Regions from separate parts of the Homo sapiens genome. Here region 1 is linked to region 2. Evidence: chromatin contacts called from ENCODE POLR2A ChIA-PET data. All regions are on one chromosome and are shown on one strand. Each heading gives the region's core, a stretch centred on a gene start or an enhancer-like site at or near the end of the contact. The rest is flanking DNA. Distances are from core to core; before and after follow the strand shown.

What was found. ChIA-PET counts read pairs that join two places held with the same protein, here RNA polymerase II (POLR2A).
Region 1: POLR2A ChIA-PET joins it to region 2 with 25 read pairs in OCI-LY7. The contact joins two enhancer-like sites. POLR2A ChIA-PET finds 5 or more read pairs at or near these places in 3 of 52 experiments (K562, OCI-LY7 and activated B cell).

What each region holds. Positions count from the first base shown.
Region 1 is chr1:28,169,126-28,175,121 of GRCh38, forward strand. All of the region lies in intron 1 of PTAFR (platelet activating factor receptor), which reads right to left. Among named protein-coding and RNA genes, the nearest start is that of PTAFR, 4.6 kb to the right of the region's middle. RefSeq lists enhancers at 2,040-2,089, 2,130-2,239, 2,280-2,349, 2,360-2,409. Within about 2 kb of position 3,651, at least 16 of the 41 ENCODE cell types and tissues checked have a DNase peak (open chromatin) inside an H3K27ac peak, as active enhancers do.
Region 2 is chr1:27,753,354-27,759,538 of GRCh38, forward strand. It overlaps FAM76A (family with sequence similarity 76 member A), which reads left to right. Exons shown (of 9, transcript NM_152660.3): 7 at 1,842-1,977; 8 at 6,173-6,185. Among named protein-coding and RNA genes, the nearest start is that of STX12, 17 kb to the right of the region's middle. Within about 2 kb of position 2,143, at least 4 of the 41 ENCODE cell types and tissues checked have a DNase peak (open chromatin) inside an H3K27ac peak, as active enhancers do.

The DNA of each region.
Region 1 (5,996 bases), core at 2,401-4,900, 420 kb after region 2:
ATTACGTGGCCTGTAATTCCAGCACTTTGGGAGGCCAAAATGAGTGGATCACTTGAGCCCAGGAGTTTGAGACCAGTCTGGACAACATAGCAACACCCCAGTCTCTATAAAATAAATTTTTCAAAATGCATGCTAAGAGAGTAAATTTATGTTACGGTTTTCACCACAGTAAAAAAAAAAAAAAAATCAATGGGCCTAAGAGACGACAAATTTGAAAGTACATTGTGTATTTTTAAGTTAGAGTCATATGACTCAGTTTATGACTTAAAAGCTATGCAACCTTTGGTAAAACTGCTTGCCGCCTTCGGGCCTCATTTGTAAACCACATCTCTTTCATCAAGCGAAATAAAGGATGTACAGTATTTAGAGAACAGTGGTTAAGAGCACAGACTCTGGAGTCAGACTCTGTAGTCAGACAAACCTGGGTTCAGATCTTACCTCTCTCACTTCCTACCACAGAACCACAGCCAAGCATGTCCTCCCTCTGATTCTCAGGTCCCTCACTGAAAATGGAGCTGATAATACCCAGGCACATACCTCTCCAGAGTGGTGTGAAGAGTCAATGAAATAATGTGTATAAAGTCCTTATCAGGGCTGGGCGCAGTGGCTCATACCTGTAATCCCAGCACTTTGGGAGGCCAAGGCGGGCAGATCACTTGAGGTAAGGAGTTCGAGACCAGCCTAGCCAACATGGTGAAACCCTATCTCTACTAAAAATACAAAAATTAACCAGGCATGGTGGTGCATGCCTGTAATCCCAGCTACTCGGGAGGCCGAGGCAGGGGAATCACTTGAACCCAGGAGGCAGAGATTGCAGTGAGCCAAGATGACGCCATTGCACTGGAGTCTGGGCGACAGAGCGAGACTCCATCTCAAAAAAAAAAAAAAAAGAAGATGCCTGGTCTGGTCTACAGTGAGAGCTCATTGAATGTTGGCTATTGTTACTCTTACTTCCCTACCCCAGACAGAGTTGGAAATTCCACCTCAAGTTCCCATAACAATCTATCACATTGCATTATCATAGCTGTTGATTTCTCTCTCCTTTTGGACTGGGAATTCCCAAGGGCCAAGGCTTCTGGCATATCACCAATACCCATCACAGGGCCTCCTACATAGCAAACACATGAGAAATACTGACTAAATAGACAGGTGAGCCTCTGTACACACACAGTCACAGTGTCCCTCACTCTTCGCTTCCAAACTCTCACACCCCAGCTCTAGCCACTCCCAGCTCTTAGATTCGCTGGGGCCAGTCCCACTTTCCTCATCTATAAAATGGGAATAGCATCAACATTGAGGCTGGAAAGGTGGCCCACATCTATAATGCCAGCACTTTGAGAGGCTGAGGTAAGAGAATTGCTTGAGGTCAGGAGTTTAAGACCAGCCTGAGCAACATAACCAAATTTTGTCTCTACAAAATTAAAAATTAAAAAAAAAATTAGCCAGGCATGGTGGCACATGCCTGCAGTCCTAGCTACTATGGAGGCTGAGGCTGCAGGATCACTTGGGTCCATTACAGTAAGCTATGATCATACCACTGCACTCCAGCCTGGGCAACAGAGCAAGACCCTATCTCTTAAAAATAAAAATAAGGGCCCGGCGCGGTGGCTCACGCCTGTAATCCCAGCACTTTGGGAGGCCAAGGCGGGCGGATCACAAGATCAGGAGATCGAGACCATCCTGGCTAACACGGTAAAACCCTGTCTCTACTAAAAATACAAAAAATTAGCTGGGCAAGGTGGTGGGCGCCTGTAGTCCCAGCTATTCGGGAGGCTGAGGCAGGAGAATGGCGTGAACCCGGGGTGCAGAGTCTGCAGTGAGCCAAGATTGTGCCACTGCACTCCAGCCTGGGCAACAGCGAGACTCCATCTCAAAAAATAAATAAAAATAATAAATAAATAATTAATACAAATTAGGCTGGGTGGGGTGGCTCACACCTGTAATCCCAGCACTCTGGGAGGCCGAGGCAGGCAGATCACCTGAGGTCAGGAGTTCAAGACTGGCCTGGCCAACATGACGAAACCCCATATCTACTAAAAATACAAAAATTAGCTGGGTGTGGTGGCGCACATCTGTAATCCCAGCTACATGGGAGGCTGAGGCAGAAGAACCACTTGAACCCGGGAGGGGGAAGTTTCAGTGAACTGAGATTGTGCCACTGCACTCCAGCCTGGGTGACAGACCGAGACTCCATCTCAAAAAAAAAAAAAAACTTGACCTCACAGGATAGCCCTGATGTTGAAGACAGACAACCTCTACAGTGCTAGGCATATAGAAGGTACTCAATACATGAGTTACTTCCTGTTCTGACATGCCCTGTTGCTTGATATTTGTGCCCTGACCTGGCCGTGCCGACCACACCCTCTAATGTTACCTCTCACAGAGTGGTTTCAATACCATTTCTCCAAGATGCAGAAGGATTTGAGCGACGAATTAAGGGAGGAGAAATCCTGACCTCTGGGGAATTCTGTGCCAGGCTCCCTACAATTCCCAGCGCAAGGGACCATGCACATTTATTGGCTGATGAATGAAGCACCATGTCTGGGAGAGGTTACGGACAGGGTCTAGGGCACGAGGGATGAGGATGATCTGGGTACCAGTCAGAGTTACCCAGTGTTCCTTCTCATTGGGGACCTCATCCTGGCCCCAGATATGTATATTACATTGAGGAGACTCAGCCTCTGCTCAGTTGGCCTAGGAAACCCCAAGTCTGGCCTGGGTCTCTCCTCCTGGCTCCCAGATACCCAGGTGGTATCTGTTTGTGAGTTACCCTATCCAATTTTGCTTCCAGGACAGGGCCAGGAAGAGGGAGGGAGGAACCATCTCCTCTGGGCTGCCCCAGCACTGGGCACATCATGCCTCTGTTATGCCTCTGGTTTTTGTGTGTGTGTTGCGGGGGTGGGGGGTTGAGACTGAATCTCAGTCTATCACCTAGGCTGGAGTGCAATGATGCAATCTCAGCTTACTGCAACCTCCGCCTCCCAGGTTCAAGCGATCCTCATGTGTCAGCCTTCCAAGTAGCTGGGATTACAAGCGCATGCCACCATGCCTGGCTAATTTTTATATTTTTAGTAGAGACAGGTTTTCACCATGCTGGCCAGGCTGGTCTCAAACTCCTGATCTCAGGTGATCCACCCACCTCAACATCCCAAAGTGCTGGGATTACAGGCATGAGCCACCGCACACAGCCATGCCTCTGTTATACCAGGAATCACGCTGACATCTTCCCAGCCTGGGAGTTCCTGAGTCCTGCTGGTGTCCTCGTGGCCAGTCCAGGACCCCGTCCAGGGAAAAAAGCAGGGCTGGGCACAGGCCCTGGCGTCACACAGACCTGAGTCTGCACCTGGGTCTGTTTCTTCCTTGCTGCGTGATCCTTGGCTCTCCCAGCCTCCTTTTCTTCATCTGCAAAATGATGGTAATAAAACCTTCCTCACGGGGTGGTTGTGAGAGCTGAGTGAAGCAATTTACTCAATAACTGTGAACTCCCTTCCCTGCTGTCCTCAGAAAATGTTTGTTGAATAAGTGAATAAAGAAGCAACCAAACTGGCCATGCACTAAGCCAGCTACACATTCTCTCCTAGAAGCAACCGGGGTTAGCCGGAGAGAAAGCATAGGAACCGAAACCAGGAGATGTGGGCTCTGGCCTCAGCTGTGCCACTCACCCACATATCTTGACTGAGCCTCATTCCAGCTCTGAGCCTTGGGGTTTTTATCTGCAAAATGCGGTGCCTGTGCCTCGCTTATCTCAAAGCATTGTTGTAAAAAAAAAAGGAAGTGAGATTATTGGTGGTGACAGTTTTGGGTAAACAGTAAAGCACTTGGTACATTGAAATGGACTTTATGAACTGTGAAAGGTAGTGCAGGCTGGGTGCAGTGGCTCACGCCTGTAATCCCAGCGCTTTGGGAAGCCAAGGCAGGAGATGGCTTGAGGCCAGAAGTTCAAGACCAGCCTGGGAAACATAGCAAGATCCCGTTTCCACAAAAAAAAAAAAAAAAAAAAAAAGTTTTTTAAATTAGCCAGGCATGGTGGCATGCGCCTGTAGTCCTGGCTACTTGGGTGGCTAAAGCTGGAGGATAGCTTGAGACCAGGAGTTCAAGGCTGCAGTGAGTCACGATCATGCCACTGCTCTTCAGCCTGGGTGACAGAGCAAGACTGTGTCTCTTAAAAAAAAAGGGGGGGGGGTGTGCGGGGGGTGTAGGCCAGGCATGGTGGCTCACATCTGTAATCCCAGCACTTTGGGAGGCCAAGGCAGGCGGATTGCTTGAGCACGGGAGTTCAAGACTAGCCTGGGCATCATGTCAAACCCCACCTCTACAAAAAACAAACAAACAAACAAAACAAAACAAAAACAAAAACAAAAACAAAAACACAAAAATTAATCAGGCAAGATGGTGTGCACCTACAGTATCAGCTACTCGAGAGACTGAGGTGGGAGGACTGCTTGAGCCCAGGAGATCGAGGCTGCAGTGAGGTGTGATCACGCCACTGCATTCCAGCCTGCGTGACAGAGCAAGACTCTGTCTCAAAAGAAAAAAAAAAAGAGGAGGGGGGGCGGGGTATGCACAAATTTGGTTTTGACATGCTTCTCCCATTAGCCAGCCAAGCTCAACTCCAAACCCAGGCCCTGAAGATCTCCCACCTACAGAACCAAGGGGGTGGGGAGGGGTGGCTGAGTGGTGATCCTCCCCCTGCATATTCTGTCTCTCTCTCACACACAAACACACAAACAAATACACACACAGAATCTGGCTGTGATTCCCCTCGGCCAAAGACACACAGAGGCATATCAGCCTCTCAGCTGGCTTTGCTGGCCATCTGCTCCTGGGAGGGGAGCTGTCTGGCTGGAGCAGGCCACATGCAGCCCGGATATGCTCCCGGCCCATCATTCCAGATACATGTAGACATAGCCAGAGCCAGCTCCCTGTCCACCCCACATAACCACAGACACACATGCACACACAAAGACACACCAGAGGCTTCTCCCCGCTCTCATCATGCTGTCAAGGAGCCCAAGAGGGGGTGGTCAGAGAGGGGGCTGCAGCAGGGTCCCAGCACTTGCCCTTTGGGAGCTGGCTCTGCTCCCGACCCAGACACACACCCCTAGGCCCATCAAGGGGTGCTGCCGGCTCCTGCTCCACTGTTGCCCTCTCTGAGGTCCAAGCCTCCACCCATCTAGGGGATCAGAACAGGAAAGTGGGGGATGCCACCAAGAAAGAGAATGCCATCCTCTTCAACAAGGCCTCCTTCACAGGCCTGGGGTGGGAAGTGGGGAATCTCTGCTCCCTGTAAAAGGACAATAAGATCCCAGCCTCTCCTCATACCTGCTTCCCACCACCAGTCAGAGAAAACTCAGTCCTGTAGGCACATTTTGTCACTGATAGCATAAACTGTGAATTCCTTACTCCTTCAATGACCAGATGGGGAAACTGAGGCCCGGAGATGAGAAAGGATTTTCCCAAGGTGAACACAGTGTCAGGGGCAGAGCTGGGACCAGATACTGGGCCTCTGGCTCACCGTCCGTTCCCTTCCAACTGCAAAAACCGCTTCATCATTCATCTGTCCTGTGCATATTCTAAGCATATGCTATGTTGCAAACCCTGTGCTAAGGATAAAGGATACAACAGTGAACAAAACAGTTTCCTCATCCCTAAGGCGTTTAACAGCAGGAATCCCAGAGTCAGCATTAGAGGGAATTCATCAGTCCCCTTTGCGCAGCATTTTCCAATTGACAAAGCACTTCCCCATCCCAACTCTTACTTCATCCTCCCTGCAAACTCACAGATCAGTGGTTTGTTTGTTTTGTTTTGTTTTGTTTTTTGAGACGGAGTCTCGCTCTGTTGCCCAGGCTGGAGTGCGATGGCGCCATCTCAGCTCACTGCAACCTCCGCCTCCCAGGTTCAAGCAATTCTCCTGCCTCAGCCTCCCGAGTAGCACCCGCCACCACGCCCAGCTAATTTTTGTATTTTTAGTAGAGATGGGGTTTCACCATGTTCGC
Region 2 (6,185 bases), core at 893-3,392:
TCTAGTTATGGGTTTAAATAGACTCTATTCAGTTGAAGAAAGACAGGTCCTTAGCAGGTATTGAAACAGATGTGAGACTGCAGCTCTAAGGGTGCTTCCAGATCTGAAACTAGTGGAGACTGTAATAGGTCCTTTCAGTACTTTCTCCTGCACACCTTGTTTTATGATTTTGCATTTATTTTTGTTATGCAGTAATTCCATCCATTCATTAGTTATGAGAGCATTGATTCATTCTTCCTCTGACAGTCTTCTCATATGCTTCATGTAAACTGAGAGGAGGGTAGGAATATTCTTGTCGATTATTTATGTCTTCCAGTCCTAGCCATAGAAATGTTTGACTTGGTAACTGTGAGGTAGTTTGTCCACTGGTTAGGCTTGCTATTTGGAGTTTCTTCCTGTGTAGAGAAATGTTGGCTATTAGATGTGGTTTAGGATATAAGAACAGTGAGTCGTTACTATATATAGGGAGTTGAGAATGAGTATTCCAGTGTCTGCTTAGGAAAAACAGGTTTGTGTTTTACTTTAAAGATTGTCCTGGGAAAAGTAAAGAGCGTTCTTTGAGAACTCTCTAGAGAACAGGATTTGACCCTCTTGGCAGTGATTCCTTAACTTGCTTTGAGTCTGAGGCACTTCTGACTGGCCATTGAAAGCTATGGATCCTCACTCTAAAAACCACCCATTATATGTGTAGACAAGATTGTACATATAATTTTGGGGTTTTGCAGATTTCCTGAAACTATCCCTTCTTTTTTTTTTTTTTTTTTTTTTTTGAGACGGAGTTTCGCTCTTGTTGCCCAGGCTGGAGTGCAATGGCGCAATCTTGGCTCACTGCAACCTCCGCCTCCCAGGTTCAAGCAATTGTCCTGTCTCAGCCTCCCAAGTAGCTGGGATTACAGGCATGCACCACCACGGCCAGCTAATTTTTTATTTTTAGTAGAGATGAGGTTTCTCCATGTTGGTCAGGCTGGTCTTGAACTCCTGACCTCAGGTGATCCGCCTGCCTTGGCCTCCCAAAGTGCTGGGATTATAGGCGTGAGCCACCGCGCCCGGCCTAAAACTGCCCCTTCTTAAGAGGCTCTGCTAAAAGGACATGGAGTCCATCTGGCACTTTGACAAAATAGAGTGCTCTAATGCTGTTATTGGGAGGAATCTGTTAAAAGCCCAAGTTGTTGTGTGACTCTGGAGTTTGCCACCTCTTTGTTCCGTTACTAAAGCAATGTTACAGAATTCCTGATATTGGAAATGACAATCTGCAGGCCATTTGTAGTGTAGGGGAAGCTGGCTTCATTCCTGTTTCATCTTTTTTGAAAAAGAACTGACTGCTCCTGGGTGGGAATCCAGCAGCTTCTCGGCAGATACACTGACTGCATTGCGGTGCTTTGGGACAGAAGACAAGGACCTGAAAGATGAGCTCTGAGGGAAGCATTAAAGAAAAATGCATGAGCTCACAGTTTATAATTTATCTGGAATTCTAAGGAATTTATCTAATCACAAAAATTAGGATGGTTTTTCTAGTACATCACTGGGGATCTTTAAGGAACCTGAAACAGTATCCTTAGCTCTTGGGATGTGGCATTTATTTCCGTCCTAAATGTGAGAGAAGATGCTGCAGGGATGCTGCCAGGTTGTGGCTTTGGTTCGTAGAGTTATCTGATGGCCACCTTACCTCTGCAGTTCAGCTCAGCAAGTGCCGTTGAGCCCAGCATGTGTGGTGCAATGTGCTTGATGCTAGGATTCCTGCCCTTTAGGAGCTTGCAGACAAGTGGTCTAGGATGCATCCTCAGGTAGAGAAAAGTTTATCCATCCAAGTTAAAATATTTTCCCCTGATTTTTAAATTTAGCTTCTCCCCAGACCTGGCTCTGGACTCACCAGGCACTGACCACTTTGTCATCATTGCCCAACTGAAGGAAGAAGTGGCTACCCTGAAGAAGATGTTGCATCAAAAGGATCAAATGATTTTAGAGAAAGAGAAGAAGGTATGGTTTAGTTAATTCCTCTCTGACCAGAATGATGCGAGGGTGAGATATGTGGTATGGGACATGATAATAACCCTTTTTAACTGATGTTTGTTGAGAGCCTATGTCAAGGTTGGGATATCCTGGGGAGAGGCTGGCTGTCTGCCAAGATGACTTTTGGGATGGCATTACTCCAGTCAGTTGGGCTCAAAAAACTGATTTTTCTCAGCACTTGCAGCTTCCACTTCTCAAAGAGGACATTTTGTTTTTTGTTTTGTTTTTGAGACAGGGTCTCAGCTGTGTCACCCTGGCTGGAGTGCAGTGGCACAATCATGGCTACTGCAGCCTCTAACTTCCAGTCTCAGGCAATCCTCCCATCTCAGCCCACTTAGTAGCTTGGACTACAGGCATGTGCCACTGTACCCGGCCAATTTTTAAAATTTTTTGTAGAGACATGGTCTTATTATGTTGCCCAGACTGGTCTTGAACTCCTGGTCTTAAGTGATCCTTCCATTTTAGCCTCCCAAAGTGCTAGGATTACAAATGTGAGCCATTGCCCCTGGCCTCAGAGAGGACATTTGTTAACTGAGCTTACAGAGACAATGTATAAAAAAACCAGTGTTCACATCTCAGTTCACAGCGGAGCATGTAACAAACAGTACACAGTTCTTGGCATGAGCTACCTGGAGAGGCTGTAATCAGAAGGTGCTGAATAAGCATAGAGTTGGGACACGAGGAGGTAGTTATGTAACTGGAATGTTCAGTGCTGTCCGGCTAAAAGAACCTAATGTCTCTTTCTCTTCTCATGGGGATGGCCATGTCTGTGGGACAATAATACTCAAAGTTCATGGGACATTTCTTCCTCTTCCCTGAACAGCGTTCATGTGGGCCTTCTGCCATGACTCTTATGTCACTGTGCTTCCACTGCTGACAACTCTTACTAAGTGACCCATCTTTAATATGTTAATATTTTAATATCTTAGTTTATCTTCAGTATTAATACTCTTTTTTTTCTTTTTTTGTTTTTTGAGACAGAGTCTCTGTCGCCCAGGCTCACTGCAACCTCTGCCTCCTGAGTTCAAGCGATTCTCCTACCTCAACCTCTCAAGTAGCTGGGATTACAGGTGCCTGCCACCATGCCTGGCTAATTTTTCTATTTTCAGTAGAGATGGGGTTTCGCCATGTTGGACAGGCTGGTCTCGAACTCCTCATCTGAAGTGATCTGCCTGCCTCATCTTCCCAAAGTGTTGGGATTACAGGTGTGAGCCACTGTGCCCGGCCTCAGTGTTAATATTTTATTTTCACATCAGAATATCTTCTATCTTATATTTCTAATATCTTCACATTAATATCTTCAGAATAAGACCAGTCTTATTATGGTCTGAAGTTGTCTTCCATTTTTACATTCTTACTCTGATTCATGTCTGTTATCTTGTTTTCAGGTTTTCTAAATAGTATCTCATTTTTAGGCTGGGCACACTGGCTCACACCTGTAATCCCAACACTTTGGGAGGCTGAAGCAGGCAGATTGCTTGAGCCCAGGAATTCAAGACCAGCCTGGGCCATTGGTGAAACCTCATCTCTGCAAAAAATACAAAAATTAGCAGGGCTTGATGGTGTGCACCTATGGTCCCAGCTACTTGGGAGGCTAAGGTGGGAGGATCACCTTAGCCTGGGAGGTCAAGGCTGTGGTGAGCAGTGATCATACCACTGCACTCCAGCCTGTGGGTGACAGAGCCAGACCCTGTCTCCAAAAACAAACAAAAAAGAATATCTCATTTTGCCTTAATATTATAATAATAATAGCTAACTTTTATTGGATGCTAACTTCGTGCCTAGCTCTGTTTTAAGTGCTTTATATGTATTAACTCATTTATTCTTTTTTTTTTTTTTTTTTTTTTTTTGAGACAGAGTCTTGCTCTGTCACCCAGGCTGGAGTGCAGTGGTGCAATAGTTCACTGCAACCTCTGACTCCTGGGTTTAAGTGATTCTTGTGCCTCAGCCTCCTGAATAGCTAGCTGGGACTACAGGCGTGCACCACCACACCTGGCTGATTTTTGTTTTTGTTTTTGATTGAGACAGGGTCTTGCTCTGTCACCCAAGCTGGAGTGCAGTGGTGCAATCTCTGCTCACTGCAACCTCTGCCTCCCTGGGTTCAAGTGATTCTCCTGCCTCAGCCTCCCGAGTAGCTCGGATTACAGGCATGTGGCACCACAGCCAGCTAATTTTTGTATTTTTCATAGAGATGGGGGTCTCACCATGTTGGCCGGGCTGGTCTTGAACTCCTGACCTCAAGTGACCCGCCCACCTCGGCCTCCCAAAGTGCTGGGATTACAGGCATGAGCTACCATGCCTGGCCCATTTATTCTTATAAAAAGCCTTTGAGGCCGGGCTTGGTGGCTCATGCCTGTAATCCCACCATTTTGGGAGGCCAAGGCGGGTGGATCACGAGGGCAGGAGATCAAGACCATCCTGGCTAACACGGTGAAACCCTGTCTCTACTAAAAATACAAAAAAATTAGCTGGGCGTGGTGGTGGGCGCCTGTAGTCCCAGCTACTCGGGAGGCTGAGGCAGGAGAATGGCGTGAACCGGTGAGGCGGAGCTTGCTGTGAGCCAAGATCGTGCCACTGCACTCCAGCCTGGGCTACAGAGCAAGACTCCATCTCAAAAAAAAAAAAAAGCCTTTGAGGTGGGAATTGTTACAATCATTTCATAGATGAAGAATGCCTCCAGTATTTTTCTTCTTAGGGGTTTCTGATCTCCCCTGGCTCTTTATGTTGTTTTCTGCCAAGTTCAGAATGCTGTGATTCATTCTGAATAGCTAAGACATTGATGTAAATTCCTTACTTGCATTCATCTAATTTCTACCTCATTTTACAGATGAGGAAACAGACCCGAAGAGGTTAATATGTCCAAACCACACAGCTAGTAAATGGCGGAACAAGGGACTGGAAGTCTTTCTGACTCTACTGTTCTTTCTACTGTGCTATGCTTTCTCCTGCTAGGAAGGTGGAAATTCATGGGAAGAGATCTGTGTTCTATCCACATAACTACATGACTGTCAAGTGAAAATGGCCCAAGTATATTCTCTCCATGGACTAGATCAGAATGGCACATAAAAGGATTTTTGTAAAACAGGGACAAGATGAACACTTGTTTCTACTGCTTTGCAGAGATAGTTTTTATTTATTTATTATTTTTATTTTTTTGAGACAGGGTCTTGCTCTGTTGCCCAGGCTGTTGGGCAGTGGTGCAGTCTCAGCTCACTGTAAACTCAACCTCCCTGGCTCAAGCGATCCTCCCACCTCCGTCCTCTAAATAGCTGGGACTGCAGGCGCACACCACCACACCCAGCTATTTTAATTTTCGTTTTTTTTTTTTTTTTTTTTGTAGACATGGGGTTTCACCATGTTGCCCATGTTGGTCTCAAACTCCTGAGCTCAAGTATTCCGCCCTTTTGGCCTCCCAAAGTGCTGGGATTACAGGCATGAGCCACCACTCCTGGCCCAGAGTTAGGGTTTTTAAAGGAGCAAAAGCAGATTGTTTCCCAAAGCTTTCAGGAAGCTTGGAATACAGGCTCTTTAGCATAATGCCTGCCCATCTCTCCAACCTCATCAGCCATTCAAATAATCTCTGTTATCTCACATTTATCTGCCTGTGCCTATACTGTTCTCTGCTTGGTTGCCCTCCTGCTCACCTTATGTGCCTATTGTTAATACATCTCAAAGCTCAGCTCACACATCACCTCTGATTTAGAATTTCCTTGAAGAGCAGTCAACAGAAGGGGGTCTGGGGTTTGAAATCTAGCTCTGCCCCTTGCTAACTCTGTATATGATCTTGGCCACATTCCTTAACCCTTTCTAAAGATCAGTTTTCTCCTCTATAAAATGGGACTACTACTCTCACAATGTTATCATAAAGATCTACTGAAGTAATATAATCATATAATCAGTTTTTCTGCAACATAGTAAAAGTTCAGTAATTGGTAGCAACTATTATTCTCAAATATTCAGAAATGTTAGTTCAGGACTTTGTGTAATTTTCAGGAAAGCTTTAGAGAAAAAGAGGGTGTGGAATTCCCTGGTTTTGATTTAGATACGGATCTGCAGGAGAGCCCTGGATTTCATTAATTTGGGTGACCATTTAGCTCTCTGAAAGCAATTTTTTTTTATTGCACAGAAATTTCTTCTGGTTATTCTGCCTTGTTTCCCTCAGATTACAGAGTTGA